Linked DNA regions of Mus musculus: region 2 is linked to region 1. A link is a loop called in an ENCODE intact Hi-C map of the cell type or tissue named here. Cell type or tissue: heart. All regions are shown on one strand. Links, peaks and the distances in the headings refer to the core of each region. The heading gives the core; the rest is flanking DNA. Region 1 holds the start of Apol7c (apolipoprotein L 7c). Region 2 has its middle 21 kb from the start of Gm36245.

Region 1 (15,177 bases), core at 4,660-12,659:
CCACACACCTGCTCTCACCTGCTTCCCCTCCAACAAAATACCCCCACTGTTGCTAACTGTGTCCAGGCCATCTTCTTTGACCCCTGTGCTGCTTAGGGACAGGTGTCCCTGAAGCAATCTTACTGCACTCTTGTAGGTTTGGATGAGTTCCACTAGACAGACCATGGGGTAGGTGACTCTCTACCCAGTCCATCCAGGAGGCCATCTTGTCCCTGCTCTACACCATAGGAGAGGCTGACTCCATATCCAGCTTGCCCTTAGCCACACAATCCAGCCCAAAGGGAGGACAGACGGACTGTGGAACACAAGAGTGTCCTCTAGTGGGCAAGACCTAGAAACTGCACAGGTCATCTCTTACTTTCCATTGGTTAGAACATGGGAAGAAGGCCACCTGAGTTGCTGTGGTGCAGGGGACACTACACAATGCACTGCAGCCTCAGAGGAGCCTCAGCCGTCAGAAGAGAAGCGCAACAAGCAGGAGCAAGAGGCCCATGTGGAAATCTCAGGCATTCCTCTCAAACCACAATAAAGAAAACACTCTTTAAAAGAGGAAATCTTAAAAGTTGGGAGGGAATTATCAATTATCTATAGTTAATAACCCAGAAAATATACAATCATTTACAAAGAGCACACAAAACATGTCTAGGTCAGTTTTTACAAATTTATTCTTCAAAAATTGTGGAGCAAGTGTAGCCCATCCTATTCATCTTGGCAGATCTCATCCAATTACAGCAGATTTTAGCTTGCAATAGGCATTAAAGCTTTTGATTTTCCCAGGAGACTGGTAGCAGAGAGAAGGGTTCACCATTCATATCCTGTCACCTCTCCTTCTGTTAGCGTCAACAGTGGCATGTAGGGAGAAGAGCTTGTGACGACTGGACAGGCAGTATTACCAGTGTCCTTTCTTTCTAGTCTTGAGCATTTTACCAATGGCACCCATGTGACTACCCAAAACCAAGAACAGGAAATGATTTTCACAACCAAAGTCTGACTGTAAGATTGAGAAATATTTGGATAAACACACAATGAGGCAGAAGAAGAAAAGAGGAGAAGGCCTCTGTGCCACCAATCACAAAGCAGTGGGAAGATTGACAGCTCAGTGGATGGTGAGGTTGGTGAGCCTCAGCTGGGAGCAGTGCAGTGGGCAAAGCTTAGGAGCAGCCATGTGGCTTAGTCAGGACTTGGATGTGCTCCCCAGCTTGGGAGCTTGGCTCTTAATTGGGAAGTTGATGGATCTAAGAGCTGGAGTCTGGTAAGTGGTCATGAGATTGTCCCATCTCTGTTCTGGCTTCCTGTATCTTAATGTGTCCTCTCCCTTTAGCAGGCACTGCTGTGAAGGGGTAAGTCAGAGGCTCCCATGTGTTCATGGCTCTGTCCAGCACACTCCCTCCCCAGTCATCTGAGCTGCACAGAAGATGAAGAGGTCACTGAGTCAGGCTGTTGTGAACCTCTTTGAGCTCCTGTAACTTCAGCTCCAGGTTCCAAGCTTGCTGCTGAAGCTCTGCAGCAGTCTGTGACTTAGCACCCTCATGCAAATGCTTCGAGTCTTCCACAAGGCTGATCACATCCAGCAGGAGGAAGAAACCTGTGGTGGCTGCACCCATGATTCGGACTCCTTTGGTCATTGCCAGAGTGGTACCTCCAAAGGCTTTCTGCACCTGTTTAGTGGTTTGGGTTGATGTCTTTCCTGTGGTCATGAGACGCCTGGCATCATTTGCTAGGCGAGTGTTGGCTTTGGACAACTGAATGGCATTAATACATTTTTGGATGCCTTGTATATTCTGGATGGTATTTGTAGATCCAGAAATAAGTCTGGGGCCACTCTGATCCAAAACTTCTATTATGCCCTTCATTGTGTCTTTGTTGGTTGGCACCAGGTTCCTGGCTTTAGCTTCAGCAGACACCACACTTACCTTTTCCACAATGCTTGTGGAAACACTAGTCACAGTGGCTGCTGCCCCCAGCCCCAAGCCAGTGGCTGACAGTGCCAGACTGACTCCTGCTGTCACAGGTGCCAGAGCCAGACCAAGGATGGTCAGGACTCCAGACACAGCACTGCTGGAGCTGGCCACCACCCGTGAGATGGTGCAGTCCCTGTGCACCTTGTCAACCTTGTCTGCCAGGGCGTGGAGCTTCCTGATGCTCTCCTCAATCTCCAGTTTCACCCAAGGATAAGCATCCAAGAACCTTTCCTTGTGCCACAGGTCATTTTGGATCTCCTCTTCATCTTCTGCATCAGTATCAGCTATGGTCTCAGTCAGGGCTTCACTCAAGGCATCTTCCTCTTTCCTGTAAGAGGAGAGACAGTTGAGCAAGGAAGACTGCTTGTAAAGTAAGATCTGTCCTGTAGGAACCACAGAGCATTCACTGTGAAGCAGAGGAGAACATTACAGCTGTGTAAGCTTTCTTTCTGGGATGAGCACACTTGATAAATCACACCATCTTTAGTTCTTCAGGACACAATGAATTCAAAACCATTTATATGTGCCCTTTAATGTTTTTATTTTATTTTATATGTATGAGTGCTTGTCCTGCATGGGTCTGTGTTTCATGTGCCCAGATGGTGCAGGTTGAGGACAGAGGAAGGAATTGGATCCCTAGAACTGCAACTCAGACAGTTTAGACTCTTTCGTTCTCCAGCACAGCCTTCTATTGCTAAACAAAGAGAGGTGAGGTGAGGTCAAAAAAATTGCTGTCCTTACCAGAGTGAACTCTTCATGGAACACTAATGTTCCCTAAATTAAAGGGTTAATTCTTTTCTCTAACCTCACCTTTCTTTGTTTAGAGCTCCTAGGGAGAAGTGTTTTGGTAGTGAGACATTGACCTTGAGGGGAAGGCTCCCTTATTAAATGTCTAGCAATAGAAGGGTGTGCTGGAGAATACCATGTCCTGCTGGCCAGGAGTGCCCATGTTTGCCTGGAGCCTTGTGCTGTGAGACTCTGCAAGTTGCACATCTCTAAGAGAGAATCATATAAGACATTCTTTGAAGCTGGAGGTCTTTTTTGCACTGCAGTGGTGTGTACTCCTGAACTGATGGGATAACTCACAGCTAAGATCTGTCCACTCAAAACACAACACATAGATATCCCTTCCAGCTGTGAGTGAAGGTAAAGAAACGTGAGTGGATTCCACATTCTCATGTGGGGCATCCCCATTCACATGGCTCCTTCCCTAAGGCATCTCACCGTGCTTCTGTAAAAGATTAAGTAACAGCAAATTGAGAATTCAAAACACACAGGTTGCTAAGCCCTTCGATTAAAGAATTCTCAACCTGAGAAAGTTGAGGTGTGGTGGGGATTTTGCAGTCACCTCTGACCCCAGAGGAAGGGGACACTGAAGGCACAGTCTTCCAGGAGGGAGGGAGACCCCAGTCACTCGTGGGAACGGTGTATTTGATGAAGGCCCAGCAAACTTCTAGACACTGAAGTCAGCTTGACAAGATTTTTGTTCCTTGAGAAAACTTTAAGTCTTGTAAACTGTTCTCAGTATGGATGGACCTTGGCTTTCTATGCTCTTCCTGTGCACCTTGTGCTTGCCCTGCACAGACTTGGCAGAATCCTAAGTCAGGTTGGCGAGCACGCGACCTTTCATGCTTAACCTCCATCAGGTTCCCATGTCCAGCATTGGTGGGTTTGGCCTTGGCTTTCCTCAGGAGGAGTCCCATGAGGTCACCTTCTCAATGCCCCTACTCTCTGCTCTCTACTGCCTGTCACTCAGCTCATCTGCTGTGAGTCTCCAGCTGAAGGAACTGACAGACTTGTTGTGTCTTTTGTCTTAGAGCAGCCGTCCTGAACAGTGCCTTCCTGCCTGTGGTAACGTGTATCAGATTAACTGTTCTTTCTTATGGGCGCTTTCTTGGTGTGTGACACTCCATGTGACCTCGCCCATGAGGCACTGTGTCCGGAGGACAACAGAAGATTCTGCTTAAAGCCTTAGAAGGGACCTGAGGATGTGGCTAAGTTGGTGCAGTGTTTGTCACACAAACAGGAGGACCCGAGTTCAGTCTTCCAGAAGCCACATAGGAAAGCCAGGTTCAGGGCCTGGGCCTGTCATCCCTGCTTGGGGATGCAAGGTCAGGAGGGTCCTCATGCTCTCTGGCCAGCCAATCTGGTCACAGTGATGAGTTCCAGGTAAGTAAAGGCACTTGTTATTGTAATGGGCTGGAGAGAGAGTTTCTTTATATAGATGCATGGTTCTCTTGCAGAACAAGTGAGTTCAGGTCCCAGACCCTACACTTGCTGGCTCACAGCTGTAGGGGTCTCGAGTCCTCTTGGGCCTTGATGTACTATGGATTTGACTGTACTGCAGGTTAGGGAGCTCACAAGCCCTCACTTATTTTCAATACTGTGGGTCCTTAAAATTCCATTTCCAAACACAGTCACCAGGGTTAGGGCTTTTACCAATGAGTTTAGGGACACAACTCAGTCCCTAACATGAATGACATCATTAAAATAGGTCCTGTGGCAGGTGCTCAGGCACACACTTAACCAGGTTGTCCCTGATCCATTCAAACTTATGCATGGTCCTCTAACCCTGTCCTTTCCCCTTCCTATCTAGAGAGAAAAGGGCTTCATTGGGTCTTTGGCTGAGTACCTCTCGTTCTTGTCCTGCAGGTCAATTTGGAGTTCATCTTCATCTTCTCCATCAGGATCTGCAAAGATCTCAGCAAGAGACTCTCGCAAGGCAGCTTCCTCTTCCCTGTAATAGGAGAGAGTGACTGATACAGGAAGACTGCTTGTAAAATCAACTCACTTACATGGACAAACCATACACACACACACACACACACACACACACACACATATACACACACACACATACACACACACACACACACATACACACACACACACATATACACACACACACATACACACACACACATACACACACACACACACACACACATTAAATAAAGTTAAAAAAAAAACTACCTTTCATTGAACACCTACTGTGTGCTGGACGCCTACTGCCTACTGGCTTTATGCTGAGCCCCCCACAGATATCATCTTATTTTTCTTACACAGGAATGATGGGGGTGAGGGTTCATCTACTGCTGCTATGTATTGAAATGCTAAATTCTGTAGCCCAAGATCTAGCTGCCTCTAAACAAGGGAATTCCCACCACACCAGCTTTTGTTATGTAAACTTTGCTCCCAAATGTAAAACTTATAGTTAAAAACAAAAATAAAACAAAACACAACAAAAAACTGGTAACAGCCAATTCCTGAGGAGAATAGAAGGTTGGAGTTACTGGGCAGACAGTCAAGGAGAAGGATAGTGAGAGGGAGAGAGAAGGAAGGGGGAGGGAGAAGACAGAGATCAGGAGATCTCCATTAGACGTGGAATACCAGGGCCTCCCAGAACAGACTGTTGGAGTGGAAGTAATCCAGGAAGAACCAAACAGCAAGTATTTGGGGGAACACAGTTGGGCCAGTTTATCCATTAGAGATAGAGATTAGAGGTAATCCCCTGACAATCAATCAATCAATCAATCAATCATAGTCTGTGTCTCATTCATTTGGAAGCTAGCCAGGGATAGAAATAATTCAATCCATCTACACAGGAGCAGCAATGTCAGGAGCAATCTTGTCACCTGTGGCTGCTGCCTGCTTTCTTCAACCAGAGGCTGTTCTCTGATTGGGAGTAAGGAGGAAATGGTTGCTGAGAAGGGACACCTGAACCCTAACTACTTGATCTGCCTGGAGAGAGTATCCCTGCCTGTGAAAAGCCAACCATGCATGGGCTCAGGTAGTGCTAGTGTCCCCTAGGAAGATGACCTGGACAAATCAACTTCTGCCACAAACTGTTTCCAGGTTTCCTCTTCAGTCAGCAGGAGCTGCAGGACCTCTAGGCTCTTCCTGTCCAGGAGGTGCTGAGCCACAGTGGGAATGAAGCGCTTTCTCTCTAGATGGGAAGGAAACACATATGGTTAGAGGGCTGTGCACAAGAGTTGGAGTGAGTCTGAGTGTGTGTCTGAGCACCTACCACATGGAATAGTCTAATGGTGTCATTAGTTGCAGGGGCTGAATGTACCCTTAAACTAATTGTTAAAAGCCCTAACCCTGGTGACTCTATTTGGAGACAGAGCACACATAATATTGAAATTAAGTGAGGGTGTGTGTGAGCTCCTGACCCATCCTGTTAGCACCCTTACAGTCGTAGGTCATGTGCAGGAGTGGCGCACAAGACCACTTACCTGGGGTGCTCATGATAGCTGCCAGGTCTAGGTGTCAGGCAGAGGACTTAATAGGTGTACCTTCCAGCTCACCAGGTGACCAGGCTACAGGAGGAAAAGGTACCTGTGAGACAGAATGGGGACAGCTAGGTGATCAGGGATGTGGGACACACATTTCTTTCAACAGAGGCTTCCAGTGACCAAAAGAACTTGACCCTTCTTCTGTTTCACTGGGCTCTGTCACTGCTATTTAATGACAGTCCTGTGATCCCCAGCCTTGCTGCTCTCTCAACAGCAAGGTGGAGGTTTGCAGTCCTGTTGGGGACACTGGAGAAGGCTTCAGCTGAGAACACAGCTGTGGAGAAAGAAAGATTTTTCGCACAGAAAGGGAGATGGAGAAAAATATTCAGCTAGCCAGCTGCAGGTGGAAACTGTCTCACACGCACACATGCAGAGACAAGGGTAAACCCTCACTTGGGTCAAGGACACCTGACAACCTCCCTCTTCTCCACTTTCCTGATTGGTCCATCAGTTCCCGAACTCCTTTCCCTGATCCTCTCTTCCAAGCTGTCTGTTAGCTGAGGTCCCTCTTGCCTCAGATATCCCAGTTGCCGTGCCCCACCCCCCTACTGACTGCTTGTCCCCTTAACCATCCAAGCTCCTCTTTGGGAACCAAAGCCAATCTCTCTCAGCCTTTCCTCACCAACCCCAGAAGCCTGTTGCAGACTGTCCCTCTAGCAGTTTGTTGAGAGACTCTGCAGTCATCCTCTCTTGGCCCCCCTATTTCTCGTGGGTCTCTCACCCTCCTCCTTCCACGATTTCTGTCTGCCATTACTGACTTCAGAAACCTGTCAATGTCCCTGTTGTAGCTTCCTTTGGGACCAGCCAGTCAACTCCAGGTTACTATCTCAGGTGACTGTTGATTGGCTGCTGGGATCTTGGCAGTTTAGGTTCCTAAATCAAGCATGGATGGGCCTAGAAAGGTCCCATCATAATCCGAATGCCTACATCACCAGCAGGGTTCCCCATTCTCTCTCTACCTGAATGTTCCACTCTCCTGGGGACGCTGGCCCCAATAGATTTGATCACTGCTGTGATCCCGGTGGCAGTCCATTACCAAGGCTAGGAAACTAAGATGGCCTCTAACTAGCCTGTTCCTGACCTGTGCTCTTACGGGGCCTCCAGACTCTGTTGTGTTTCTCTTGTAGCATAGGGCTAGGAAACACGATAAATTAAAGAATTAAATTCCAGATGCTGTCAATTGCTGGCCTACTGTGAGAGTCGCAAGGCCTTTGGGATTGAGGGCTACAGAAGGTTCCAGAGTTTTGGAGGGCAATCAGCTAGACCCAGCTATATCTCAGACCACTTACCTGTCTCCCTGCCACTCCATCCCCATCTCCATCTGTCCCCATGCCTCTCGGGTCCCTACCTCCTATCACTGTGGCAATGGATGCAAGAGAAACTCATGAACAAAGGTTTTTCCTTATCTCTGCCATTGAGATTTACATGCCTAATATGACACTGGCTTTGAGCCCTAGCCAGGACTCCCAGCCTCTGGGGGAAAATGGTATATGAAGATGGGGGAATTTTGTCCTTATTCTCTCTAACACTCTCCCCTCTGTCCCCAGCTTAATGTACTCTAATTTCTATCTATAGCATCGATCTATCTTACAATTTTACTTTAACTGTATTCTCAGTGACCTCCTCTCCGGGCCTTAGAGTGAAGCTTCTCTGTTAGGCTCTGTCACATTGTCTGCAATGATCCTCTGTCCCTTTGATTGTTATTCTAGCTTGGATTCCCAAGCATCCCCACACCGCCTTGGTCACGTGACTTTCTCTTCTCCCAGAGCTCCTGCTAGAGCCTGATGCCCTGGCAGCTCCTTTCCATGGGTTCCCTTTCTTACACCAGGCAGTGTTTTATGTGTCCAGGTGGAACCACAGCTAACTCCACGTATCCAGCAGGCAGAGCCAGAGGAAACAGGGAAAACATGAGCAGAGGCAGCTAAGTTTTAATGCCAAGGGGAAAAAGGAATTGACTTTGCAGTCAGGCTGCAGAAATCAAGCTACCGGAGTATAGTGACAGCAGAGAGCACTTCAAAAGTCAGAAAGAGTGATGCAGGGGTTGCAGAGGGGGCACTCGGCTTCCTGCAGTGATGTCTGACTATAGAACACAGGCTTATGGGTGTCTGTCCCAGTTCACACAGGAAGGCCCTGTTCTTCCTGCTTATCCTCTACAGTTGAGCAGAGGGCAGGTGAAGCCCAGAGGGGAGGTGGCTGTCACCACCTGTCAGTTTCTATCCCAGAATCCTAGTCAAGTCACTCTTCGGAGCCTCAGTTCCCTCACAAGGTCTGACTCAGAGTAGGGGTTCAGAGACAGGTTGGGTGAGAAAACTGGGGTCCTTGTGTCTCAGAAACAGCCTTGTGCCCATTCTGCTTCTGTCACAGCACCCCAGAGCCAGGCTTGGGTGTCCAGGCCCCAAGAACAGAGAGGCTTGGTCCTTGTTCTCCATTCTCTTTGTTTTCTCCATCTCTCAATTGAGAGAGTAACAGCAGCCATCTCCCTGAGGTCTCCGGGTCAAGTCTTAGGCATCCTGGTACCCAGGCTGAGCCCCCCTATACTCTATAGTTTGGTCTGAGGAATCTCTCCTGCTGTCTTGTGCTTAGGGAAGATGGAAAGGGTGGAAGAGCCTCAGCCCAGCCTGGCTGCAAGGCCAGCTTTATTGCTTCTGTGCTGGTGTCCTGAGGCAGATGCCAGCCTTGCAGAATTTATCAACAAAGCTGGTCCATAATCTTCCTTCAGAGTGCCTAAGGGGGTATGCAGGTGGGAGAGTTTAGGCATTCCCCAACTTACCAGGAATCTTCAACAGGCAGTGCTCAGCTGTGTGACTCCAGTGACCATCTGTGCATACAAGGCATAAGAATAGGCATAACAAGTCACTCCTTTTCCTGCTTATATACCCAAAGCAGAAAAGGAAAGAGAAAGCCCCATTTCTAAGGAACTCACCACCAAAACAACCCAGGAAACTTGTGGCTTGCTGGATGTGGCTACATCTCCATTCCACACTCTCTGCTGACCTACTCAAGAGAGTGACCTTTGACCTGACATTCTAGGTTCTCCTTGGCTGAGCCCATTTCAAATGGGGGCCTCTGTAGTCTGGAGGGAAAAGACCTGCCTCTATAGAGTAGGAGACCCTCCATAGATCACTTCCTATACCTCCTGGGTTCTATTCAGTCCTTCCTTCTTTGCCTGCAGCCTCAGCACCATCCCATATCCTGGGTCCAGTTGATGCTGCCTGGCATGGCATACACAGCATCTGAACATCTGCTTTCATGGGTTCTCCTTTCAGGATTCCCTGCTCTGAACCTTGAACCACTAAGTATCACAGTCTCTCAGTATAATAGGCTTCTAGTCCTTGGTAGGCCCTCAGATCTTAGCACAGCTGACTCCATGTTGGAAGTACCATTAGGCCATAAATCTCAGCATATACACAGCACCACATACAAAAACAAAAACAAAGACCTAGTCCTTCAAAGTCCGTAGTTCTGAGAAATTATCTAGATGTAACCTGCCCTTTGTCTTCTATAATACCATTTCTGGTTAAGTGTTCTCCTTAATTGAATTGTGTCAACCCAGAATATGGTTTGGGGGGTTAACAGTTCAACCTGAGAAAAGTGCCAGCCTACGCTGGGATTCTGAACACTGTTGTAGTTGCTGGCTGGCACAATAAATATTTTCTATTGTGTCTAATCCATGTGTGGTGGTTTGAATATGCTTAGGCCATGAAGTGACACTCTTAAGAGGTGTGACCTTACTAGAGGAAGTGTGTCATATTGGGAGTGGGGCTTTGAGACCCTTCTCCTAGCTCCCTGGAAAGCGCTGTTCTTTTTGCCTTCAGAACAAGATGTAGAACTCTCTGCTTCTCCAGCACCATGGCTGCCTGGATGCTGCCATGGGACTTGCCATGATGTTAATGGACTGAACCTCAGAACCAGGAAACCAGTTTGAATTAAATGCTGTCCTTTATAAGAGTTGCCTTGGTTATGGTGTCTCTTTACAGCAGTGGAAACCCTAAATAAGAAAGACGTTGGTACTGAAAGATCCTGACAGGATGTAAAAGTTCACAGAAGCCCTGAAATTGGCAAAATAGATTTCATTGTTAGCAGAATTAGCTTCACTGATTTAGAAAAATAGAGGTGTGCAATGCTCTGGCCGCTCCTTGAACCTGTGTGTCTGCCAATGTTTTGACCATTCCTTGAACCCATGTGTGTACCCACTGATGAAGCCCATTGCCAGTGTTTGTGATATTGGTTGTTGAGAAAGAGTCAGAAAATCTCCCCAGCAACCACAGCCAGGCCAATCCGGAGTTGCTACACCTGAACCAGACTCTTTCCTTGTACCCCTCCCAAACCCATGTTTTGAGAATAGACATTGTTTAGATCTGGAAATCCCCTACTCCCTCCTTCTCCGTTCCCCCCTGAGGGCCTATAAAAACTGGGACCCCTTTCCCCTTGGGGTCGACTCCTCTACCCCTGCATGGGACACCAGTGGTCCCCAGAGCTCTGGATCCTGTGGTTTACATCAAGCTTGGTCTCTCCTGAGTTCTTGGGGGTCTGCTATTATCCCAAGACTTGAGTGAGGGTCTCCCTTCGGGGGTCTTTCAGTACCAGAGGTAGGGCATTGCTGTGCTAAGCCTGACTTTGTTTTTGTTTGGTACAATGTGGATTTGGGGGCTTTGGATGTGGAATGCCATGGAATGCTTTAAGTGGGACTTAATGGGCCATCCCAGTAGGAATATGGAAGCCATAGGTGCTGAGGACAATTTGAACTCTGGAGCTTGTCCTTATGGTATGTTGCTGCTTTTTGCCCTTATCTTAAGAATCTGACTAAATCGAAGGTAAAGAGATTTTGGCTAATTGCATGGACAAAGGAAGTCTCAGAAAAGAACAACATAGACTCTGGTTTATGCTCATGAAGTGCAGTCTGATTGAGTGTAGCAAGCTTAGAAAGGAAAAAATGCAACATGTATGGTGTATGTAATAAAAGCAAACCAGGAAGTGCAATGGAGCTAAGTCCTGTGTTTGAGGAGATAAACAGACTAAGGCAGTGGTGACTTCAGGGCAAGATCCCACCCGGGTAAGCTTATTGTTTATGTCTTTGCCATTGAACAATGAATAGTTATATCATGTTAGATGTTGTTTTTGCTTAGTTATAATATTCAATTGGACTTTTATCTGGAGTGAACTACACTCCAGAAACAGAGGACACATTTTGATCTGGATCCTGAGGAATAGTGTCCATGACAAGCTTAGGTCCCAGCATGGTGGTGCATGCCTTTAATCCCAGGAGAAGGAGGTAAGCAGATTTCTGAGTTCAAGGTCAGTCTACAGAGCAAGTTCCAGGACAGCCAGGCTTAGGCTGTGACAAAGCTGGAAAACAGAAAGCTGTAATAGAACAAGTGGGGGTGGGTGGGAGGGTCTGTGTTTCAGCTCCAGCAAGTAGCAGAACTCAGCAACTTCAGCCATGTGGCTCTGGTTTTAGAGTCAAGAATAGAAGGGACTACTGGGACTATTGATGGTGGTTAGCTGGAGCTAAGAAATTAGTGGTGGTTAAGAACAGACCAGCATCATTGAGGTGAAATCTGGGTAGTGTTTTCTGAGAGCACAAAGAAGCTGTGTTTCAGAGATATCCAAGATTGTTCCTCAGCCTGCAGCTGGACTTGGTATTGTATAAGAATTACCCAGGTGTCACTGGTTTTGACGGCATGAAGGGGTCATGAAGAGCAGCTGAGGCTTCCATGGTGAGAGGCCAGGGGGGCCATTGGTGAAGGTGTAGCCTCAGTCGCAGTTAATGGTCCAGGGCTGAAGAGGTCATGCAAAGAAGTGGAAGGCTGGCAGCATGAAGAGAACCTATGAGAGGCTTTTGGTGAAACTTAGTTGCAGCAGAAGACCCCTGTGTACTGAAGATGCCAGTACTGTGGGATTATCACCAAGAACAGCAGCAGCAGTGGAGTGGATCAACCAGAGCTTAGAGTGCTACAGAGGGCAGAGCTGGAGAAGTGATGCCCAGACCTTTGGAGAAGCCCAGAAGATCGTGTGTGGATCTCACACATTGGAACAAAAAGTTGTAATGTTTGAGTTACCTTGCATACCCTGAGTTTTTAGAGATGTCAGAGCTATGGGAAATCTGCCAAAGAAAGCTACTAAGTGGGAGTGGAATCAGCCCAGGGGAAAAAAATCTGTTGTTGTTGAATGCCAGCTCTGCCCACAGCAGTCCACAAGGGTGAGAACATCTGGAGACCTGAGGAGAATTTTGACACAGGGCATGGAGATTCAGAGCTTAGAGTTTGCCCGGCTGGCTCTCTGTCTTGATTTGGCCCAGGCTTTCCTCACTATGCTGTTTGACATGGTGATGTATTTCCTGTGATGTTGGAGGTATGGATCTGCTTTGACAGTTAGGTGATTGGATGAATCTCAGAAGAAGCTTTGAGCTTTGGACTTTTACTATGTGGACTTTCAAAGTAAGACTAAATATATTTTTTATTATGCGATGGTTAGGTATGGGCCCCATAGACTCATGTGTTTGAAGAAGCCTATGGGGGCCAGGGAGTGGAATGTGATGGTTTGTATATGCTTGGCCCAGGGAGTGGCACTATTAGGAGGGTGATCTTGTTGGAGTATGTATGCCAGTGTGGGGGTGGGCGTTGAGACCTTTCTCTAGCTGCCCAGAAGGCAGTCTTCTCTTGTTTGCCTTAAGAACAAGATGTAGAACTCTTAGCTCTTCCAGTGCAATGCCTGCCTGCATGCTGCCATGCTTCTCACCATGATGGTAATGATCTGAACCTCAGAACCAGTAAGCCAGCTCTGAATAAATGTCCTTTATAAGTGTTGTCTTGGTCATGGTGTCTCTTTACAGCAATGTAAACCATGTGTAAGTAATTTTCTCTGGTAATTATTTCACAACATTTCTACAAGTCCCCAGAGAAGAAAAGAGTGTATTATCCAAGGAACTCCTAGAGGATGCAACCTGAGACCTTCCAGTTCCTTTAATCAACTCCTGCCTAATTCTTCAGGGGGCTCTGATACCTCCACACTACAAGGAAACAAATTAGAAAGTCATCTGGTCTGTCACCTCTGGAGGTAAGCCTGGTCAAGGCACCTTCTGTTAAGGACATACAAGCTGGATATGGCAAATGATCCAGTGTCCAGGATCTGGGTGAGAGGTCACCAGACTTCTCTTTTCTGTTCATATGTATGAATCAGCTTTAGTTGTCTTTACTGTGTGCCTCTCTGTGTATGCCTCTCTGTGTGTGTCTCTGTGTGTTTCTGTCAGTTCTAGTTCCCTGTATTGACAAATGGCTTTCTCTGGTGTGAGACCCATCTCACCCCCAACCTCACGACATGTGTCCCCTTGTCAGTGACTTGAATGTTTTTGGCCATCCAGGTCCTCCAGAGAAATTCTCAGAACCTTTGCCTTTCCCACTTCCAGAGCGCTTGCTTGCTTTGTTGTTTGCCTCCCACTCATGGGCTCAGTCAGACCCAGTCCCTGGGTAAAGGTTGGGAGGGGATGTGACTCTTATGCATGGGGGTGGGGTGGGGTCTGCCATCTGAGCAGCATGCACACAGGGAGGAGAAATACTTCCCAAGCCACACACTGCCTCTGCTCCCACACCCCACCACCTTCTCTAAGCAGCCCCTGGGAATGGGAAAAATTCCCTTGGTCAAAAGAGGAAGTTCTGCTCCTTCCTCTTTCAGAATTGGTGTGACCTTCCCAACAAGTGATCTGCATAATTGGAAAACTCCAAACTTCCTATTCTCCAAAAATGTAGAAAAACCACCCTGGGCCATGCAGCCTGGACAGAATGGATTTTCCCTTTTGTCCAACACTGACTGATCAAGGAGACTTTAAAGAATTTTGCTGGGTCCTTTTTAGAAAGATTGAAAATAGCTTCTGCAAGATCCCATTGTCACCCAGTTGGACCCAGAGAGTAAAAAATAGTTGTAAATTTAGAAAAACATAAAGGCATAAAGAGATTATATTGGCTGCAGGTAGCTAAAGGGGGTTGAAAGTAGAGAACTGGTTGTGAGTCAAGACCTTTGGAATAAAGTGAAAGCCATCTTCACCTTCTCAGATGATGAGATGCAGCTGAACTTAACCATACCCTCCAAAAGTTTGGTGCCCTGCCAGTCACTCTAGAACACTCCTCTCCTGCCTGTGAAGAAACCTGGGACCTCTGATTCTCAGGAGTCTGATTCTTCCAGAGGAGCAGGTGTGCTCTGCCTGGCTCCTGAAAGCTACGTTCTTCAGCCTCCCATGGGCAGAGGTGAAAGAAACCATTTGTGTTTTCACAGGGACAGGGCAAGAGGGAGGTTACAGCAGGCAATTTACCCGGACCAGGTTGCCTGAGAGATATAAAAATTCTCCAATCCTGGTTGATGAGACACTACATTCTGACCTCCTGCCTGCCATTCTGGGATCACACTCTTATCATATGTAAATGGACTGCCCCTAGCCTCTAAAACTAAAATAAGTAATAAAAGGGCCACTGAAGGACTGCTGCAAGAGTTACAGACTTTGGGGACAGAATGTTAGCTAAGAAAGTCCAGCTTTGTACACCCAGAGGCTCCCTATCTTGGCTCCCAGCTGAGGGGGGAGGACAGAGGAGCCTGATTCAAAAGCCATCCTTTAGATCCCAACTCCAAAGACAAGTTTGTCCAAGAGTTCCTAGGTGTAGTTCAGTATTGCTGCCTCTGGATGTCAGAGTTTGCAGAAATGGCAAGACATCAACACAACAGAGGAGTTGTCAGCAAGCCCTAATCCAGACTGACAAAAAGCATTTGAGGCTCTGGCTTCAAAACAGCTCTGACTTCAGTGCCAACCCTAGCACTTCCAGTTGTCTCCAAACCTTTTCATCTGTTTGTCCACGAAGAAAAACACATTACAAAAGGGTTTTTTACCCAAACTCTGGGGCCATGGAAATGCCCTGTGCCATATCTGTTCA
Region 2 (15,177 bases), core at 2,317-10,316, 86 kb after region 1:
CTGAAGTCAGAGCTGTTTTGAAGCCAGAGCCTCAAATGCCTTTTGTCAGTCTGGATTAGGGGCTTGCTGACAACTCCTCTGTTGTGCTGATGTCTTGCCATTTCTGCAAACTCTGACATCCAGAGGCAGCAATACTGAACCACACCTAGGAACTCTTGGACAAACTTGTCTTTGGAGTTGGGATCTAAAGGATGGCTTTTGAATCAGGCTCCTCTGTCCTCCCCCTCAGCTGGGAGCCAAGATAGGGAGCCTCTGGGTGTACAAAGCTGGACTTTCTTAGCTAACATTCTGTCCCCAAGGTCTGTAACTCTTGCAGCAGTCCCTCAGTGGCCCTTTAACCACTTATTTTAGTTTTAGAGGCTAGGGGCAGTCCATTTACATATGCTAAGAGTGTGATCCCAGAATGGCAGGCAGGAGGTCAGATGTAGTGTCTCATCAACCAGGATTGGAGAATTTTTAAATCTCTCAGGCAACCTGGTCCGGGTAAATTGCCTGCTGTAACCTCCCTCTTGCCCTGTCCCTGTGAAAACACAGATGGTTTTTTTTCACCTCTGCCCATGGGAGGCTGAAGAACGTAGCTTTCAGGAGCCAGGCAGAGCACACCTGCTCCTCTGGAAGAATCAGACTTATGAGACCAGAGGTCCCAGGTTTCTTCACAGGCAGGAGAGGGGTGTTCTAGAGTGACTGGCAGGGCACCACACTTTCGGAGGGTATGGTTAAGTTCAGCTGCATGGCATCATCTGAGAAGGTGAAGGTGGCTTTCACTTTATTCAAAAGGTCTTGACTCACAACCAGTTCTCTACTTTCAACCCCCTTTAGCTACCTGCAGTCAATGTAATCTCTTTATGCCTTTATGTTTTTCTAAATTTACAACTATTTTTTACTCTCTGGGTCCAACTGGGTGACAATGGGATCTTGCAGAAGCTATTTTCAATCTTTCTAAAAAGGACCCAGCAAAATTCTTTAAACTCTCCTTGATCAGTCAGTGTCGGACAAAAGGGAAAATCCATTCTGTCCAGGCTGCATGGCCCAGGGAGGTTTTTCTATATTTTTGGAGAGTAGGAAGTTTTGAGTTTTCCAATTATGCAGATCACTTGTTGGGAAGGTCACACCAATTCTGAAAGAGGAAGAAGCAGAACTTCCTCTTTTGACCAAGGGAATTTTTCCCATTCCCAGGGGCTGCTTAGAGAAGGTGGTGGGGTGTGGGAGCAGAGGCAGTGTGTGGCTTGGGAAGTATTTCTCCTCCCTGTGTGCATGCTGCTCAGATGGCAGACCCCACCCCACACCCATGCATAAGAGTCACAACCCCTCCCAACCTCTTCCCAGGGACTGGGTCTGACTGAGCCCATGAGTGGGAGGCAAACAACAAAGCAAGCAAGCGCTCTGGAAGTGGGAAAGGCAAAGGTTCTGAGAATTTCTCTGGAGGACCTGGATGACCAAAAACATTCAAGTGCCTGACAAGGGGACACATGTCATGAGGTTGGGAGTGAGATGGGTCTCACACCAGAGAAAGCCATTTGTCAATACAGGGAAGCAAAACTGATAGAAACACAGAGAGAGAGATACACAGAGAGGCACACAGTAAAGACAAGGAAAGCTGACCACCACAGATTCATACACCTGAACAGAAAAGAGAAGTCTGGTGACCTCTCACCCAGATCCTGGACACTGGATCATTTACCATATCCAGCTTGTATGTCCTTAACAGAAGGTGCCTTGACCAGGCTTACCTCCAGAGGTGACAGACCAGATGACTTTCTAATTTGTTTCCTTGTAGTGTGGAGGTATCAGAGCCCCCTGAAGAATTAGGCAGGAGTTGATTAAAGGAACTGGAAGGTCTCAGGTTGCACCCCCTGGGAGTTCCTAGGATAATACACTCTTTTCTTCTCTGGGGACTTGTAGAAATGTTGTGGAATAGTCAGCAGATGAAACTACTTACACATGGTTTCCATTGCTGTAAAGAGACACCATGACCAAGACAACACGTATAAAGGACATTTACTCAGAGCTGGCTTCCTGGTTCTGAGGTTCAGATCATTACCATCATGGCGAGAAGCATGGCAGCATGCAGGCAGGCATTGCACTGGAAGAGCTAAGAGTTCTACATCTTGTTCTTAAGGCAAACAAGAGAAGACTGCCTTCTGGGCAGCTAGAGAAAGGTCTCAACACCCACCCCCACACTGGCATACATACTCCAACAAGGTCACCCTCCTAATAGTGCCACTCCCTGGGCCAAGCATATACAAACCATCACATTCTACTCTCTGGCCCAATAGGCTTCTTCAAACACATGAGTCTATGGGGCCCATTCCTAACCATCTCACAATAAAAAATATATTTAGTCTTACTTTGAAAGTCCCCGTAGTAATCGTCCAAAGCTCAAAGCTTCTTCTGAGATTCATCCAATCACCTAACTGTCAAAGCAGATCCATACCTCCAACATCACAGGAAATACATCACCATGTCAAACAGCATAGTGAGGAAAGCCTGGGCCAAATCAAGACAGAGAGCCAGCCGGGCAAACTCTGAGCTCTGAATCTCCATGCCCTGTGTCAAAGTTCTCTTTAGGTCTCCAGATGCTCTCACCCCTGTGGACTGCTGTGGGCAGAGCTGGCATTCAACAACAGATTTCTTTCCCCTGGGCTGATTCCACTCCCGCTTAGTAGCTTTCTTTGGCAGATTTCCCACAGCTCTGACATCTCTAAAAACTCAGGGTATGCAAGGTAACTCAAACATTACAACTTTTTGTTCCAATGTGTGAGATCCACACATGATCTTCTGGGCTCCTCCAAAGGGCTGGGCATCACTTCTCCAGCTCTGCCCTCTGTAGCACTCTAAGCTCTGGTTGATCCACTCCACTGCTGCTGCTGTTCTTGGTGATGATCCCACAGTACTGGCATCTTCAGTACACAGGGGTCTTCTGCTGCAACTAAGTTTCACCAAAAGCCTCTCCTAGGTTCTCTTCGTGCTGCCAGCCTTCCACTTCTTTGCATGACCTCTTCAGCCCTAGACCATCAACTGCGACTGAGGCTATACCTTCACCAATGGCCCCCCTGGCCTCTCACCATGCCAAGCCTCAGCTGCTCTTCATGACCCCTTCATGCCTTCAAAACCAGTACCACCTGGGTGATTCTTATACAATACCAAGTCCAGCTGCAGCCTGAGATCCAACCTTGGCTATCTCTGAAACACAGCTTCTTTGTGCTCTCAGAAAACACTACCCAGAAGATTTCACCTCAATGATGCTGGTCTGTTCTTAACCACCACTAATTTCTTAGCTCCAGCTAACCAGCATCAATAGTCCCAGTAGTCCCTTCTATTCTTGGCTCTAAAGCCAGAGCCACATGCTGAAGTTGCTGTTCTGCTACTTGCTGGAGCTGAAACACAAACTCTCCCACCCACCCCCCTTGTTCTATTACGACTTTCTGTTTTCCAGCTTTATCACAACCTAAGCCCGACTGTTCTGGAACTTGCTCTGTAGACTGACCTTGAACTCAAAAATCTGCTTACCTCTGTCTCCTGGGATTAAAGGCGTGTACCACCATGCTGAGAGCTAAGCTTTTCATGGACACTATTCCTCAAGATCCAGATCAAAATGTGTCCTCTGTTTCTGGAGTATAGTTCACTCCAGATTAAAAGTCCAATTGAATATTATAACTAAGCAAAAACAACATCTAACATGATATAACTATTCATTGTTCAATGGCAAAGACATAAACAATAAGCTTACCCGGGTGGGATCTTGCCCTGAAGTCACCACTGCCTTAGTCTGTTTATCTCCTCAAACACAGGACTTAGCTCCATTGCACTTCCTGGTTTGCTTTTATTACATACACCATACATGTTGCATTTTTTCCTTTCTAAGCTTGCTACACTCAATCAGAATGCACTGCATTAGCATAAACCAGAGGACGCAGTCTTTGTTGTTCTTTTCTGAGACTTCCTTTGTCAATGCAATTAGCCAAAATCTCTTTACCTTCGACTTAGTCAGATTCTTAAGATAAGGGCAAAAAGCAGCAACATACCACAAGGACAAGCTTCAGAGTTCAAATTGTCCTCAGCACCTATGGCTTCCATATTCCTACTGGGATGGCCCATTAAGTCCCACTTAAAGCATTCCATGGCATTCCACATCCAAAGACCCCAAATCCACATTCTTTCAAAAAAAAAAAAAAAACAAAGTCAGGCCCAGCACAGCAACACTCTACCTCTCGTTCTGAAAGACCCCCAAAGGGAGACCCTCACTCAAGTCTTGGGATAGTAGCAGACCCCCAAGAACTCAGGAGAGACCAAGCTTGATGCAAACCACACAAGGCTTTATTCGGGGAAAGCCAGAGCTCTGGGGAAAACTGGTGTCCCATGCAGGGATAGAGGAGTCGACCCCAAGGGGCAAGGGGTACCAGTTTTATAGGCCCTGGGAGGGGGAGGAGAAGGAGGGAGTAGGGGATTTCTGGATCTAAACAATATCTGTTCTCAAAACATGGGTATGAGAGGGGTACAAGGAAAGAGTTTGGTGCAGGTGCAGCAACTCCTAATTGGCCCTGGCTGTGGTTGCTGGGGAGATTTTCTGACTCTTCCCCAGCAACCAATATCACAAACACCTGGCAGTGGGCTGCAGCAGTGGACACACACCTGGGTTCAAGGAATGGTTAGAACATTAGCAGACACATGGGTTCTAGAAGCGGCTGGAGCATTGTGCACCTCTATTTTTCTAAATCACTGAAGCTAGTTCTGCTAACAGTGAAATCTATTTTGCCAATTTCAGGGCTTTGGTGACCTTTTACATCCTTTCAGGATCTTTCAGTACCAACTTCTTTCTTATTTAGGGTTTCCACTGCTGTAAAGAGACCCCATAACCAAGGCAACTCTTATAAAGGACAGCATTTAATTGGAACTGGTTTCCTGGTCTTGAGGCTCAGTCCATTATCATCATGGCAGGACCCATGGCAGCATCCAGGCAGCCATGGTGCTGGAGAAGAACAGAGTTCTACATCTTGTTCTGAAGGCAAAAAGGAGAAGACTGTTTTCCAGGGAGCCAGGAGAAGGGTCTCCAAGCCCACGCCCACAATGACACACTTCCTCTAGTAAGGTCACACCTCCTAAGAGTGTCACTTCATGGCCTAAGCATATTCAAACCACCACACATGGATTAGACACAATAGAAAATATTTATTGTGCCAGCCAGCAACTACAACAGTGTTCAGAATCCCAGCGTAGCCTTGTACTTTTCTCAGGCTGAACTATTAACCCCCCAAACCATATTCTGGGTTGACATAATTCAATTAACAAGAACAGTTAGCCAGAAACGGATCTATAGAAGACAAAGGGCAGGTTACATTTAGATAATTTCTCAGAACTACAGACTTTGAAGGATTAGTCTTTGTTTTTGTTTTTGTATGTGGTGCTGTGTATATACTGAGGTTTATGGCCTAATGGTACTTCCAACATGGAGTCAGCAGTGCTAAGATCTGAGGGCCTACCAAGGTCTAGAAGCCTATTATACTGAGAGACTGTGATACTTAGTGGTTCGAGGTTCAGAGCGGGGATTCCTGAATGGAAAACCCAAGAAAGCAGATGTTCAGATGCTGTTATGCCATCCCAGGCAGCATCAACTGCACTCAGGATATGGGGTGGTGCTGAGGCTGCAGGCAAAGAAGGAAGGACTGAACAGAACCCAGGAGATATAGGAAGTGATCTATGGAGGGTCCCCTAGTCTGTAGAGGCAGGTCTTTTCCCTCCAGACTACAGAGGCCCCCATTTGAAATGGGCACAGCCAAGGAGAACCTAGAACATCTGGTCAAAGGTCACTCTTTTGAGTAGGTCAGCAGGGAGCATGGGATGAAGATGTAGTAGCATCCAGCAAGCCACAAGTTTCCTGTGTTGTTTTGGTGGTGAGTTCCTTGGAAATGGGGCTTTCTCTTTCCTTTTCTGCTTTGGGTATATAAGCAGGAGAAGGCGTGCCTTGTTATGCCTATTCTTATGCCTTGTATGCACAGATGGTCACTAGATCCACACTGCTGAGCACTGCCTGTTGAAGATTCCTGGTAAGTTGGGGAATGCCTAAGCTCTCCCACCTGCATACCCCCTTAGGCACTCTGAAGGAAGGTTATGGACCAGCTTTGTTGATAAATTCTGCAAGGCTGGCATCTGCCTCAGGACACCGGCACAGAAGCAATAAAGCTGGCCTCGCAGCCAGGCTGGGGTGAGGCTCTTCCACCCTTTCCATCGGCCCTAAGCACAAGACAGCATGAGAGATTCCTCAGAGGAAACTATAAAGTCTATGGGGGCTCAACCAGGATGGCTGAGACTTGGCCAGGTAACCTCCGGGAAATGGCTACTGTTACTCTCTCTATTGAGAGATGGAGAAAACAAGGAGAATGGAGAACAAGGACTAAGCCTCTCTGTTCTTGGAGCCTGGACACCCAAAGCTGGCCCTGGGGTGCTGTGACAGAAGCAGAATGGGCACAAGGGCTGTTTCTGAGACACAAGGACCCCAAGGTTTTCTCACCCAACCTGACTCTGAACCCCTACTCTGAGTCAGACCTTGTGAGGGAACTGAGGCTCCGAAGAGAGTGACTTGACTAGGATATTGGGATAGAAACTGACAGGTGGTGACAGCCACCTACCCTCTGGGCTTCACCTGCCCTCTGCTCAACTGTAGAGGATAAGCAGGAAGAACAGGGCCTTCCTGTGTGAACTAGGACACACACCCATAAGCCTGTGTTCTATAGTCAGACATCGCTGCAGGAAGCCGAGTGCCCCCTCTGCAACCCCTGTATCACTCTTTCAGACTTTTGAAGTGCTCTCTGCTGTCACTAGACTCCGTTAGCTTGATTTCTGCAGCCTGATTGCAAAGTCAATTCCTTCTTCCCCTTGGCATTAACACTTAGCTGGCCCCCTGCTCCTGTTTTCCCTGTTTCCTCTGGCTCTGCCTGCTGGATACGTGGAGTTAGCTGTGGTTCCACCTGGACACATAAAACACTGCCTGGTGTAAGAAAGGGAACCTCTGGAAAGGAGCTGCCAGGGCATCAGGCTCTAGCAGGAGCTCTGGGAGAAGAGACAGTCATGTGACCAAGGCGGTGTGGGGATGCTTGGGAATCCAAGCTAGAATAACAATCAAGGGGACAGAGGATCATTGCAGACAATGTGACAGAGCCTAACAGAGAAGCTTCACTCTAAGGCCCGGAGAGGAGGTCACTGAGAATACAGTTAAAGTAAAATTGTAAGATAGATCGATGCTATACATAGAAATTAGAGTACATTAAGCTGGGGACAGAGGGGAGAGTGTTAGAGAGAATAAGGACAAAATTCCCCCATCTTCATATACCATTTTCCCCCAGAGGCTGGGAGTCCTGGCCAGAGCTCAAAGCCAGTGTCATAGTAGTCATGTGATTCTCAATGGCAGAGATAAGGAAAAACCTTTGTTCATGAGTTTCTCTTGCATCCATTGCCACAGTGATAGGAGGTAGGGACCAGAGAGGCATGGGGACAGATGGAGATGGAGTGGCGGGGAGACAATAAGTGGTCTGAGATCTAACTGGGTCAAGCTGATTGCCCTCCAAAACTCTAGAAGCTTCTGTAGCCCTCAATCCCAAAGGCATTACGACTCCCACAGTAGGCCAGCAATTGACAGCATCTGGAATTTAATTCTTTAATTTATCGTGTTTCCTAGCCCTATGCTACAAGAGAAACACAACAGAGTCTGGAGGCCCCGTAAGAGCACAGGTCAGGAACAGGCTAGTTAGAGGCCATCTTAGTTTCCTAGCCTTGGTAATGGACTGCCACAGGGATCACAGGTAGCGTCCCCAGGAGAGTGGAACATTCAGGTAGAGAGAGAATGGGGAAGGCAGCAGGTGATGTAGGTATTCGGACTATGATGGGACCTTTCTAGGCCCATCCATGCTTGATTTAGGAACCTAAACTGCCAAGATCCCAGCAGCCAATCAACAGTCACCTGAGATAGTAACCTGGAGTTGATTGGCTGGTCCCAGAGGAAGCTAAATCAGGGACATTGACAGGCTTGTGAAGGCAGCAGTGGCAGACAGAAATCAGGGAAGGAGGAGGGTGAGAGACCCACGAGACATAGGGGGACCAAGAGAGGATGACTGCGGAGTCTCTCAACAAACTGCTAGAGGTACAGTCTGCAACAGGCTTCAGGGGTTGGTGTGGAAAGGTTGAGAGAGATTGGCTTTGGTTCCCAAAGAGGGGCTTGGATGGTTAAGGGGACAAGCAGTCAGTAGTGGCAGTGTGGCATGGCAGCTGGGGTACCCGAGGCAAGAGGGACCACAGCTAACAGACAGCTTGGAAGAGAGGCTCAGGGAAAGGAGTGCGGGAACTGATGGACCAATCAGGAAAGTGTAGAAGAGGGAGGTTGTCAGGTGTCTTTGACCCAAGTGAGGGTTTACCCTTGTCTCTGTGTGTCTCAGTGTGAGACAGTTTCCACCTGCAGCTGGCTAGCTGAATATTTTTCTCCATCTCCCTTTCTGTGTGAACAATCTGTTCTTTCTCCACAGCTGTGTTCTCAGCTGAAGCCTTCTCCAGTGTCCCCAACAGGATTGCAAACCTCCACCTTGCTGTTGAGAGAGCAGAAAGGCTCGGGGTCACAAGACTGTCATTAAATAGCAGTGACAGAGCCCAGTGAAACAGAAGAAGGGTCAAGTTCTTTTGGTCACTGGAAGCCACTGTTGAAAGAAATGTGTGTCCCACATCCCTGATCACCTAGCTGTCCCCATTCTGTCTCACAGGTACCTTTTCCTCCTGTAGCCTGGTCACCTGGTGAGCTGGAAGGTACACCTATTAAGTCCTCTGCCTGACACCTAGACCTGGCAGCTGTCATAAGCACCCCAGGTAAGTGGTCTTGTGCCCCACTCCTGCACATGACCTACGACTGTAAGGGTGCTAACAGGATGGGTCAGGAGCTCACACACACCCTCACTTAATTTCAATATTATGTGTGCTCTGTCTCCAAATAGAGTCACCAGGGTTAGGGCTTTTAACAATTAGTTTAAGAGTATATTCAGCCCCTGCCACTAATGACACCATTAGACTATTCCATGTGGTAGGTGCTCAGACACACACTCGGACTCACTCCAACTCTTGTGCACAGCCCTCTAACCATATGTGTTTCCTTCCCATCTAGAGAGAAAGCGCTTCATTCCCACTGTGGCTCAGCACCTCCTGGACAGGAAGAGCCTAGAGGTCCTGCAGCTCCTGCTGACTGAAGAGGAAACCTGGAAACAGTTTGTGGCAGAAGTTGATTTGTCCAGGTCATCTTCCTAGGGGACACTAGCACTACCAGAGCCCGTGCATGGTTGGCTTTTCACAGGCAGGGATACTCTCTCCAGGCAGACCAAGTAGTTAGGGTTAAGGTGTCCCTTCTCAGCAACCATTTCCTCCTTACTCCCAATCAGAGAACAGCCTCTGGTTGAAGAGAGCGGGCAGCAGCCACAGGGGACAAGATTGCTCCTGACATTGCTGCTCCTGTGTAGATGGATTGAATTATTTCTATCCCTGGCTAGCTTCCAAATGAATGAGACACAGACTATGATTGATTGATTGATTGATTGATTGTCAGGGGATTACCTCTAATCTCTATCTCTAATGGATAAACTGGCCCAACTGTGTTCCCCCAAATACTTGCTGTTTGGTTCTTTCTGGATTACTTCCACTCCAACAGTCTGTTCTGGGAGGCCCTGGTATTCCACGTCTAATGGAGATCTCCTGATCTCTGTCTTCTCCCTCCCCCTTTCTTCTCTCTCCCTCTCACTATCCTTCTCCTTGACTGTCTGCCCAGTAACTCCAACCTTCTATTCTCCCCAGGAATTGGCTGTCACCAGTTTTTTGTTGTGTTTTGTTTTATTTTTGTTTTTAATTATAAGTTTTACATTTGGGAGCAAAGTTTACATAACAAATGCTGGTGTGGGGGAATTCCCTTGTTTAGGAGCAGCTAGATCTCCAGCTACAGAATTTAGCATTTCAATACATAGCAGCAGAAGATGAACCCTCACCTCCATCATTCCTGTGTAAGAAAAATAAGATGATGTCTGTGGGGGGCTCAGCATAAAGCCAGTAGGCAGTAGGCGTCCAGTACACAGTAGGTGTTCAATGAAAGGTAGTTTTTAAAAAAACAAAAACAAAAAAAACTTTATTTAATGTGTGTGTGTGTGTCCGTGTGTGTGTGTGTGTGTGTGTGTGTGTGTGTGTGTGTGTGTGTGTTATGTATGGTTTGTCCATGTCAGTGAGTTTATTTTATAAGCAGTCTTCCTGTATCAGTCACTCTCTCCTATTACAGGGAAGAGGAAGCTGCCTTTCGAGAGTCTCTTGCAGAGATCTTTGCAGATCCTGATGGAGAAGATGAAGATGAGCTCCAAAATGACCTGCAGGACAAGAACGAGAGGTACTCAGCCAAAGACCCAATGAAGCCCTTTTCTCTCTAGATAGGAAGGGGAAAGGACAGGGTTAGAGGACCATGCATAAGTTTGAATGGATCAGGGACAAGCTGGTTAAGTGTGTGCCTGAGCACCTGCCACAGGACCTATTATAATGATGTCATTCATGTTAGGGACTGAGTTGTGTCCCTAAACACATTGGTAAAAGTCCTAACCCTGGTGACTGTGTTTGGAAATGGAATTTTAAGGACCCACAGTATTGAATGAAATTAAGTGAGGGTGTGTGAGCTCCCTAACCTGCAGTACAGTCAAATCCATAGTACATCAAGGCCCAAGAAGACTCGAGACCCCTACAGCTGTGAGCCACTAAATGTAGGGTCTGGGACCTGAACTCACTTGTTCTGCAAGAGAACCATGCATCTGAATAAAGAAACTCTCTCTCCAGCCCATTACAATAACAAGTGCCTTTACTTACCTGGAACTCATCACTGTGACCAGATTGGCTGACCAGAGAGCATGAGGACCCTCCTAACCTTGCATCCCCAAGCAGGGATGACAGGCCTAGGCCCAGAATCTGGCTTTCCAATGTGGCCTCTGGAAGACTGAACTCGGGTCCTCCTGATGTGTGACAAACACTGCAGCAACTTAGCCACATCCTCAGGTCCCTTCTAAGGCTTTAAGCAGAATCTTCTGTTGTCCTCAGGACACAGAGCCTCATGGGAAAGGTCACATGGAGTGTCACACACCAAGAAAGCGCCCATGGGAAAGAACACTTAATCTGATTGACGTTACCACAGGCAGGAAGGCACTGTTCAGGACAGCTGCTCTAAGACAAAAGACACAACAAGTCTGTCAGTTCCTTCAGCTGGAGACTCACAGCAGATGAGCTGAGTGACAGGCAGTAGAGAGCAGAGAGTAGGGGCATTGTGAAGCTGACCTCATGGGATTCCTCCTGAGGAAAGCCCAGGCCAAACCCACCAATGGCTGGACATGGGAACCTGATGGAGGTTAAGCATGAAAGGTCTCGCATGTTCTCCCAACCTGACTTAGGATTCTGCCAAGTCTCTGCAGGGCAAGCACAAGGTGCACAGGAAGAGCATAGAAAACCAAGGTCCATCCATACTGGGAACAGTTTACAAGACTTAAGGTTTTCTCAAGGAACAGAAATCTTGTCAAGCTGACTTCAGTGTCTAGAAGTTTGCTGAGCCTTCATCAAATACACCGTTCCCATGAGTGACTGGGGTCTCCCTCCCTCCTGGAAATTTGTGCCTTTGGTGTCTCCTTCCTCTGGGGTCAGAGGTGACAGTAAAATCCCCACCACACCTCACCTTTCTCAGGCTGAGAATTCCTTAGTGGAAGGGCTTAGCAACCTGTGTGTTTTGAATTCTCAACTCCCTGTTACTTAATCTTTTACAGAGGCACAGTGAGATGCCTTAGGGAAGGAGCCATGTGAATGGGGATGCCCCACATGTGAATGGGGATTCCCCACATGAGAATGGGGATTCCCTACATGTGAATGGGGATTCCCCACATGTGAATGTGGAATCCACTCATGTTTCTTTACCTTCACTCACAGCTGGAAGGGATATCTATGCGCTGTGTTTTGAGTGGACAGATCTTAGCTGTGAGTTATCCCAACAGCTCAGGAGTACACACCACTGCAGTGCAAAAAAGACCTCCAGCTTCAAAGAATGTCCTATATCAGGTTTCTCTCTTAGAGATGTGCAACTTGCAGAGTCTCACAGCACAAGGCTCCAGGCAAACAGGGGCACTCCTGGCCAGCAGGACATGGTATCCTCCAGCCCACCCTTCTATTGCTAGACATTTAATAAGGGAGCCTTCCCCTCAAGGTCAATGTCTCATTACCAAAACACTTCTCCCTAGGAACTCTAAACAAAGAAAGGTGAGGTTAGAGAAAAGAATTAACCCTTTAATTTAGGGAACATTAGTGTTCCATGAAGAGTTCACTCTGGTAAGGACAGCAATTTTTTTTACCTCACCTCACCTCTCATTGTTTAGCAATAGAAGGCTGTGCTGGAGAACGAAAGAGTCTAAACTGTCTGAGTTGCAGTTCTAGGGATCCAATTCCTTCCTCTGTCCTCAACCTGCACCATCTGGGCACATGGAACACAGACCCATGCAGGAGAAGCACTCATACATATAAAATAAAATAAAAACATTAAAGGGCACGTATAAATAGTTTTGAATTCATTGTGTCCTGAAGAACTAAAGATGGTGTGATTTATCAAGTGTGCTCATCCCAGAAAGAAAGCTTACACAGCTGTAATGTTCTCCTCTGCTTCACAGTGAATGCTCTGTGGTTCCTACAGGACAGATCTTACTTTATAAGCTGTCTTCCTTGCTCAGCTGTCCCTCCTCTTACAGGAAAGAGGAAGATGCCTTGAGTGAAGCCCTGACTGAGACCATAGCTGATACTGATGCAGAAGATGAAGAGGAGATCCAAAATGACCCGTGGCACAAGGAAAGGTTCTTGGATGCTTATCCTCGGGTGAAACTGGAGCTTGAGGGGAGCATCAGGAAGCTCCACGCCCTGGCAGACAAGGTTGACAAGGTGCACAGGGACTGCACCATCTCACGGGTGATGGTCAGCTCCAGCAGTGCTGTGTCTGGAGTCCTGACCATCCTTGGTCTGTCTCTGGCACCTGTGACAGCAGGAGTCAGTCTGGCATTGTCAGCCACTGGCTTGGGGCTGGGGGCAGCAGCCACTGTGACTAGTGTTTCCACAAGCATTGTGGAAAAGGTAAGTGTGGTGTCTGCTGAAGCTAAAGCCAGCAAGCTGGTGCCAACCAACAAAGACACAATGAAGGGCATAATAGAAGTTTTGGATCAGAGTGGCCCCAGACTTATTTCTGTATCTACAAATACCATCCAGAGCATACAAGGCATCCAGAAATGCATTAATGCCATTCAGCTGGCCAAAGCCAACCCTCGCCTAGCAAATGATGCCAAGCGTCTCATGACCACAGGAAAGACATCAACCCAAACCACTAAACAGGTAAAGGAAGCCTTTGGAGGTACCACTCTGGCAATGACCAAAGGAGTCCGAATCATGGGTGCAGCCACCACAGGTTTCTTCCTCCTGCTGGATGTGATCAGCCTTTTGGAAGACTCGAAGCATTTGCATGAAGGTGCTAAGTCACAGACTGCTGCAGAGCTTCAGCAGCAAGCTTGGAACCTGGAGCAGAAGTTACGGGAGCTCAAAGAGGTTCACGACAGCCTGACTAAGTGACCTCTTCCTCTTCCGTGCAGCTCAGATGACTGGGGAGGGAGTATGCTGGACAGAGCCATGAACACATGGGAGCCTCTGACTGTACCCCTTCACAGCAGTGCCTGCTAAAGGGAGAGGACACATTAAGATACAGGAAGCCAGAACAGAGATGGGACAATCTCATGACCTCTTACCAGACTCCAGCTCTTAGATCCATCAACTTCCCAATTAAGAGCCAAGCTCCCAAGCTGGGGAGCACATCCAAGTCCTGACTAAGCCACATGGCTGCTCCTAAGCTTTGCCCACTCTACTGCTCCCAGCTGAGGCTCACCAGGTCAACTGAGCTGTCAATCTTTCCATGGCTTTGTTATTGGTGGCACAGAGACCTTCTCCTCTTTTCTTCTTCTGCCTCATTGTGTGTTTATCCAAATATTTCTCAATCTTACAGTCAGACTTTGGTTGTGAAAATCATTTCCTGTTCTGGTTTTGGGTAGTCACATGGGTGCCATTGGTAAAATGCTCAAGACTAGAAAGAAAGGACACTGGTAATACTGCCTGTCCAGTCGTCACAAGCTCTTCTCCCTACATGCCACTGTTGACGCTAACAGAAGGAGAGGTGACAGGATATGAATGGTGAACCCTTCTCTCTGCTACCAGTCTCCTGGGAAAATCAAAAGCTTTAATGCCTATTGCAAGCTAAAATCTGCTGTAATTGGATGAGATCTGCCAAGATGAATAGGATGGGCTACACTTGCTCCACAATTTTTGAAGAATAAATTTGTAAAAACTGACCTAGACATGTTTTGTGTGCTCTTTGTAAATGATTGTATATTTTCTGGGTTATTAACTTTAGATAATTGATAATTCCCTCCCAACTTTTAAGATTTCCTCTTTTAAAGAGTGTTTTCTTTATTGTGGTTTGAGAGGAATGCCTGAGATTTCCACATGGGCCTCTTGCTCCTGCTTGTTTCGCTTCTCTTCTGACAGCTGAGGCTCCTCTGAGGCTGCAGTGCATTGTGTAGTGTCCCCTGCACCACAGCAACTCAGGTGGCCTTCTTCCCATGTTCTAACCAATGGAAAGTAAGAGATGACCTGTGCAGTTTCTAGGTCTTGCCCACTAGAGGACACTCTTGTGTTCCACAGTCTGTCTGTCCTCCCTTTGGGCTAGATTGTGTGGCTAAGGGCAAGCTCGATATGGAGTCAGCCTCTCCTGTGGTGTAGAGCAGGGACAAGATGGCCTCCTGGATGGACTGGGTAGAGAGTCACCTACCCCATGGTCTGTCTAGTGGAACTCATCTAAACCTATAAGAGTGCAGTAAGATTGCTTCAGGGACACCCGTCCCTAAGCAGCACAGGGGTCAAGGAAGATGGCCTGGACACAGTTAGCAACAGTGGGGGTATTTTGTTGGAGGGGAAGCAGGTGAGAGCAGGTGTGTGGAACTGAACACTGAGGAGTTTGTGTTTCTGTGGCTGAGACAAAGTTAATGTGGGTCAAAGAGAAGCCAGCAGCAAGAGTCTGAAGGGAGGGGCAGAGAAGGCTAGAGGATGGGGAAGGCCCTG

The links. A loop is a pair of places that touch in the nucleus more often than their neighbours do. Peaks named below come from ENCODE experiments on the same cell type or tissue, not always from the same donor. Only the 100,000 strongest peaks of a DNase experiment are listed, where the experiment ranks them.
Region 2: it touches region 1 in a loop (7-fold over the local background); 19 of 42 quality-filtered maps call a loop at or near these places.

Annotation. Positions count from the first base shown.
Region 1 is chr15:77,524,211-77,539,387 of GRCm38, forward strand. It overlaps Apol7c (apolipoprotein L 7c), which reads right to left and starts at 9,105. Exons shown (of 5, transcript NM_175391.4): 1 at 9,030-9,105; 2 at 6,200-6,302; 3 at 5,781-5,907; 4 at 4,594-4,698; 5 at 657-2,289. The coding sequence starts at 6,212. The coding sequence ends at 1,425. In heart, for the core only: no CTCF peak of the experiment used is centred there; no DNase peak of the experiment used is centred there.
Region 2 is chr15:77,613,000-77,628,176 of GRCm38, forward strand. It overlaps the pseudogene Gm8221. Among named protein-coding and RNA genes, the nearest start is that of Gm36245, 21 kb to the left of the region's middle. In heart, for the core only: no CTCF peak of the experiment used is centred there; no DNase peak of the experiment used is centred there.